2 separate regions of the Homo sapiens genome follow, and region 1 is linked to region 2. The links are chromatin contacts, found by Hi-C or POLR2A ChIA-PET in ENCODE. All regions are on one chromosome and are shown on one strand. The core of a region is the stretch at or near the end of the contact, and the rest is flanking DNA. Distances in the headings are between cores, read along the strand shown.

The links. Hi-C counts contacts between places; a loop is a spot of excess contacts on that map. ChIA-PET counts read pairs that join two places held with the same protein, here RNA polymerase II (POLR2A). Pooled maps may share reads with other maps.
Region 1: a loop to region 2 is called in a map of K562, with 7 times the contacts of the local background. The contact joins the promoter of CEP85 here to the promoter of AUNIP in region 2. A Hi-C loop is called at or near these places in 1 of 168 maps with a recorded cell type or tissue (K562), 1 of 37 single-sample maps with no recorded cell type and 9 of 50 pooled maps. POLR2A ChIA-PET finds 5 or more read pairs at or near these places in 2 of 52 experiments (CD8-positive, alpha-beta memory T cell and H1).

The regions. Positions count from the first base shown.
Region 1 is chr1:26,232,802-26,235,501 of GRCh38, reverse strand. It overlaps CEP85 (centrosomal protein 85), which reads right to left and starts at 1,302. Exons shown (of 14, transcript NM_001319944.2): 1 at 1,192-1,302. RefSeq lists enhancers at 434-483, 574-633, 954-1,103.
Region 2 is chr1:25,858,027-25,860,726 of GRCh38, reverse strand. It overlaps AUNIP (aurora kinase A and ninein interacting protein), which reads left to right and starts at 1,270. Exons shown (of 3, transcript NM_024037.3): 1 at 1,270-1,447. The coding sequence starts at 1,370. RefSeq lists silencers at 453-512, 1,113-1,372 and enhancers at 364-989, 863-1,092, 990-1,615.

The DNA.
Region 1 (2,700 bases), core at 53-2,552, 370 kb before region 2:
AGGATTTGAAGGGATACACAGACAGCTGACACAGACACACGAAGGATCTCACACCATTACACTATTTTCACCGCCTTGATCATTCATTAAACCTTGTGAAAGAGAAGCCAAATCCTTGACAAGAAGTTGCCTTTACAAAGAAAAGTCGTGAGACATACAAAACCACCAGATCACTATAAAGCAGACAAGGTTTGAGGGCAAATAAATGAGGCCTGGCTAGCTTCATCGTCCTTGTATCACCACCGCCCCCTACTTATCCCAGTGTTCAATTCATCAACCGAAATTTACTGCGTGCCTACTATGCGCCTGGCTCTGAGCCACGTGTTGGGAATGTACTGGTGTAAAGGATCGCTCTCATTAACTGAGGTGAAGTAAGCGTTGAATATACTGTTGAACAAATAAACCTGAACACACTAACTTTCAGTTCAACCAAAGCACCAGCTCCTTCTCGCTGAAGGAAGCTTCCTCACCTTCCGCCCTACTGACATTTTGGGGGATTTTTCTTTGTTGTTGGGGGCGTCCTACACACAGTAGGCTGTGTAACAGCATCCCTGGCTTCTTCGCACTAGATGCCAGTAGCAAGCCCTGGAGCTGTGACTATCAAAAGTGTTTCCAGACATCGACCAATGTCCCCAGGGAAGCAAAATCGCCCCGGCCGAGAAGTACCGGGGTAAGGCCCCGCCAAGTGCTTTCCGTCCCACAACCTTAATTCTCTACACAGCCTTCCAATCTCGGCTCAAACTTCTCCTCCTCGGGGAGGGCTCCCTGACCTCTCCGACTAGATCCGCGCCTTCTGTTTTGCGCTCTTTGTAAGATTTCTCCACTCTACCCTCACTGCGCGCCGAGGGATTACCCCGCTTAACGTCGACTCCCAGGGCTGTGCGCTCCGCAAGGGCAAGGAATGCGCCGCTCGCTGTGTCCCTGGCTATCGGCACAGGGCCTGGCACGCAGGTAAAGTGACTGCCGTGGGGTGAACCACGGACGGCAAAGCAAGGCAACGGGGGAAGCGAGGGGAATGGGACGCGAGAGGGCGTATGCCGGGGCACTGGCTTCGGAGCCGAGGCGCATGCGCTTCGCTCTCCCCGGCCCCTCACGGTGGCAGGTCGCGAGCGTCTGAGGCTTCGCCGGAGCTATGGGAGGAGAGGCAAGGTCGGCCACTAGGACTGAGGCTCCCGAAGGAGGAAAACTTACACGGGCCTGAAAGCGGGCGGCGAAATCCCTCACTCGGGAAGACTGACTGCAGCCACCACGTCTGCGGTGAGCGGTGGTTCCCTCCCTCAGCTCCTCTAACGGCCGTTGCACGCCCGCCAGGCCGCGCGCCACAGAACGCGCGTCGTTTGGCCCCACCCCGTTCTGCCGCCTCTGGCCAATCGGGAGTCGAGCCGCGCCGGCTTCCCGCCCCTTTCTATCCTCTTCTGACCAATCGGCAGCCGAGCCGCGTCGGTATCCCGCCCCCACACGCTACCCTCTGCTCAGAGAGCCGGACGGATCTTTCTGCGCATGACCACGTCGCCACTTGGCTCCTTCTCTGCCCCTTGCCGCGTTTTACCTGTAGGTGGAGCTCTGCTCACCTAGACCTGGAGGGGCCCTGCTGGGCCTGTGCAGGTTGGGAAGCTGGCGGCCCGCGGGCGGGGCTGGGGACACGAGAATCCCACTCAGCTTGCCTCACCCTCCTTCCATTCCAACGCCGGTCTATCAGTTCTCACACCTGAAGCAGGGGTTCAGGTTGTGACCAGGAGTTAGGGTGTGGCCTGGGTCACTGACTAGTCAGGGTCAAGGCTTGGTCTGGGTTGGACGCAGTGGTCAGCCTGTGACCAAGGTTCAGGTTGAAGGGTAAAGGATCAGTCCTGCCTCCCTCCCCAAACTTGGTCCACAGGAAAAGGAACTGTTAAGTCCATTTGCATTAATATGCGCTTGAAGAGTCAGACAGGAAAATTGTTTGAAAGGAGAACAGAACCATCAGCCAAAGGAATGAATCTCAGATAGTGAAATTCTGGGTATCTAGAAACCTGACTTGGCAGGGAGAGATACTAAAAAATTGTATAGGAGGCCGGGCGCGGTGGCTCATGCCTGTAATCCCAGCACTTTGGGAGACAGAGGAGGGCGGATCACGAGGTCAGGAGATCGAGACCATCCTGGCCAATATGGTGAAACCCCGTCTCTACTAAAAATACAAAAATTAGCTGGGTGTGGTGGCGCATACCTGTAATCCCAGCTACTCGGGAGGCTGAGGCAGCAGAATCGCCTGAACCAGGGAGCCGGAGGTTGCAGTGAGCCGAGATCGTGCCCCTGCACTCCAAAAAAAAGTTGTATGGAAAAAAAAAGTTGTATAATTTCTTAGCTTTAAGAGCCAGACAAAGTGAGTTCATTACTGAATAAAAGTCACTCTAGAGGAAAGACCCTAGGGATGTGCCCCAAGGTTGTATCCTTTGTCCTCTCTTTTAGTATTTTAAGATAAGAATATAGAAGACATAAAATAGCAGATTTAATGGATAATGAAAATGAACCTGGGTATGATATGAAATTAGGACCAGAAGCCTCTGTTAACGTAAAGGCTAAAAAAAAAAATGTTAAGACAGGGTGTCTAAATGAATAAATTTATGGACTGAAGGGTAGAAAGCTAGAAAGTGTTAGTCCTGGCCGGGCACGGTGGCTCACGCCTGTAATCCCAGCACTTTGGGAGGCCCAGGCAGGTGGATC
Region 2 (2,700 bases), core at 21-2,520:
CCAGGCGTGGTGGCACACACCTGTAGTCCCAGCTACTTGGGAGGCTGAGGTGGCAGGATCGCTTGAGCCCAAGAGGTTGAGGCTGCAGTGAGCTGAGACTGTGCCACTGTACCCGAGCCTGGGTGACAAAGCGAGATGGCTCTGTCCACCATGAAGACAGGCTCTGGCTGCAGAGATGGTTGAGGTTCCTGGCTGACCTGCTGCAGACTGGGCAAGAGGTGGCTGAGCTTCTATCCTCCCTCCACCAAAAAAAAAAAATTACAAAATTTTTGGCCGGGCGCGGTGGCTCATGCCTGTAATCCCAGCACTTTGGGAGGCTGAGGCAGGCGTATCACGAGGTCAGGAGTTCGAGACCAGCCTGGCCAATGGTGAAACCCCGTCTCTACTAAAAATACAAAAATTAGCTGGGTGTGGTGGCGTGCGCCTGTACTTCCAGCTACTAGGGAGGCTGAGACAGAAGAACCGCTTGAACCCAGGAGGCGGGGCTGCAGTGAGCCGAGATAGCGCCACTGCACTCCAGCCTGGGCGACAGTGAGACTCCGTCTCAAAAAAAAATTTTTTTTACATATACAATATGTAAACATTACGTATAATGTACATATATTCCATCTATGGAGATTGTGGTTAGGGACGGAAGGATGGGTGGGGGTGCCAACATTTTTGCATTTCCAAGGGGTTTTCTGAATTCACAAAGTACTTTCACAACCTCATTTGATCCTCTTTAAAATCCAAGGCACAGTAAACGGTGAAAGCAGGACTGAAATCTAGTTCCTGACCCCAAATTTTAACCTCTTCAAAATCCTCTCCCATGTGGCTTCGTAGTTACGCTTACATTAAAAAAAAAAAATTACCAAAGTTGTTCGCACACTCGAGTGTCTGGTAACCACTTAGGTCGAGGACCCCTGGTCTGGAGTCGACGGGCCTGATCTCGGCTCAGCCACTTCCTTCTGGGGGTGATCGCGAAGATTCAGCGATGACACGAACAAATTCCTAAGCCCGGGAAATACTGTAAGAAATTTTCAATACAGCAAAAAGAAAATGTACATTTCTGAGGCTGTCGAGAACCGTTCACACAGCAGCTTCCGAATCCGCTCTTGAAAGAGCGGATCAGAAAGAACACGCACTCCTCCGCGCAGGGAAATATGCCGCACGCACTCAAGGGACCGGCCGCGAAAGTTAGTGCGTGGGCGGGGCACAGCGAAGGGGGCCAGGGCCTTGCCGGGGCGGGGCTGGCGCCCGGGGCGGTCGCGACGTAGCCCCGCCCCCAGCGTTGGCGCGAGATCCGAACGTCGGCGGCCGCGGTTCTGGCGTTCCCTGAGGCGCCGGGAGCCTGCGCCGGCGTCCTGCCGGCTTCGTCTCCTCAGCGGCCATGAGGCGGACAGGCCCCGAGGAGGAGGCCTGCGGCGTGTGGCTGGACGCGGCGGCGCTGAAGAGGCGGAAAGTGCAGGTGGGACGCTGGGGGATGAGAGGGCGTTGGGAACCAGGTAGGGCCTGGAGGCGTAAGACGGGAGGAGTTTGGGGGACACCTGGAGATGATGAAAGCGAAGTCGGGGACAGAGAAGGGAACAGCGTTGGGGATTCACAGGCGAGAGGGATTGTGGTCTGAAGAAGGTTGAAAAACGGGGCTTGGGGAGGATGGGAGGGACGGAAGGAAAGAGCGTGCTGTTGGGGGGTCTGGAGGAGCGGTGCGCAGGGAGGGGCGGCGAAGGTTCAGGTGTGGGAGAGGCGGAGGGAAAGTTCGCTCGGAGCAGTTGAACTGACCAGGCTCCCTAGGAGGCCACAGTCCCTGCGAGACGTCCTAGTAGAGGCTGGAGCATTGGGAGATGGATGCGAATGCAAATTGGGGAAATTCTCACCCCGGGGTCTGTTTCCACCCAATTTGCCAAGTTGCAGGCCAACTACCTGCCCAGAACCGGTAACTTTGAGGGGAAAAGTAGAAGCTATGGGAAGGGGAGCTGGCCTCCTATGTACTGAGCAGTCACTGGGTGCCGGATACTGCATTAGATACTGAATATGCGTTATATGTGTCGTCATTCTTGCTGGGAATGAGGAAACTGAGGTTCAGTAACTAACCTAGGCCCGCCTAACTAGAAGGAGCTGGAAATCACATTCAGGTCTGTCACCTAGGCAAGATGCTCTTCAGTCACTGTAAAGAAACAAAAGTGCGACATAATAATCATTCATGTTTATTGAGCATTTTATGCTGGTGCTAAGTGTTTTAGGTATGTTACCTTGTTTGGTACAATTCTATATGGTAGATAGTGTAATGATACCCATTTTACATACGGAAAACAGGCTCAAAACAGACACTAGGGGCAAGATTCTTGCTCTCAGGTTGCTCACAGTCTTATAGGGAAGAAAAGAGGTGTATAAATAATAACAACAATACCTAACCTTTATTGAGTGCTTTCTATGTGTCAGGCATTTTGCCGAGACTTTATACACTTTATCAATGGCAGGTACTCACCAAAATTCAGTAAAGTAGATTTTGTCATTATCCTGGTTTTATAGATAAGAAATTTGATCATTTTATTATTATTATTTATTATTATTATTTTTTGAGATGGAGTCTTGCTCTGTCGCCCAGGCTGGAGTGCAGTGACACAATCTCAGTTCCCTGCAAGCCCCACCTCCGGGGTTCACGCCATTCTCCTGCCTCAGCCTCCTGAGTAGCTGGGACTACAGGCGGCCACCACCACG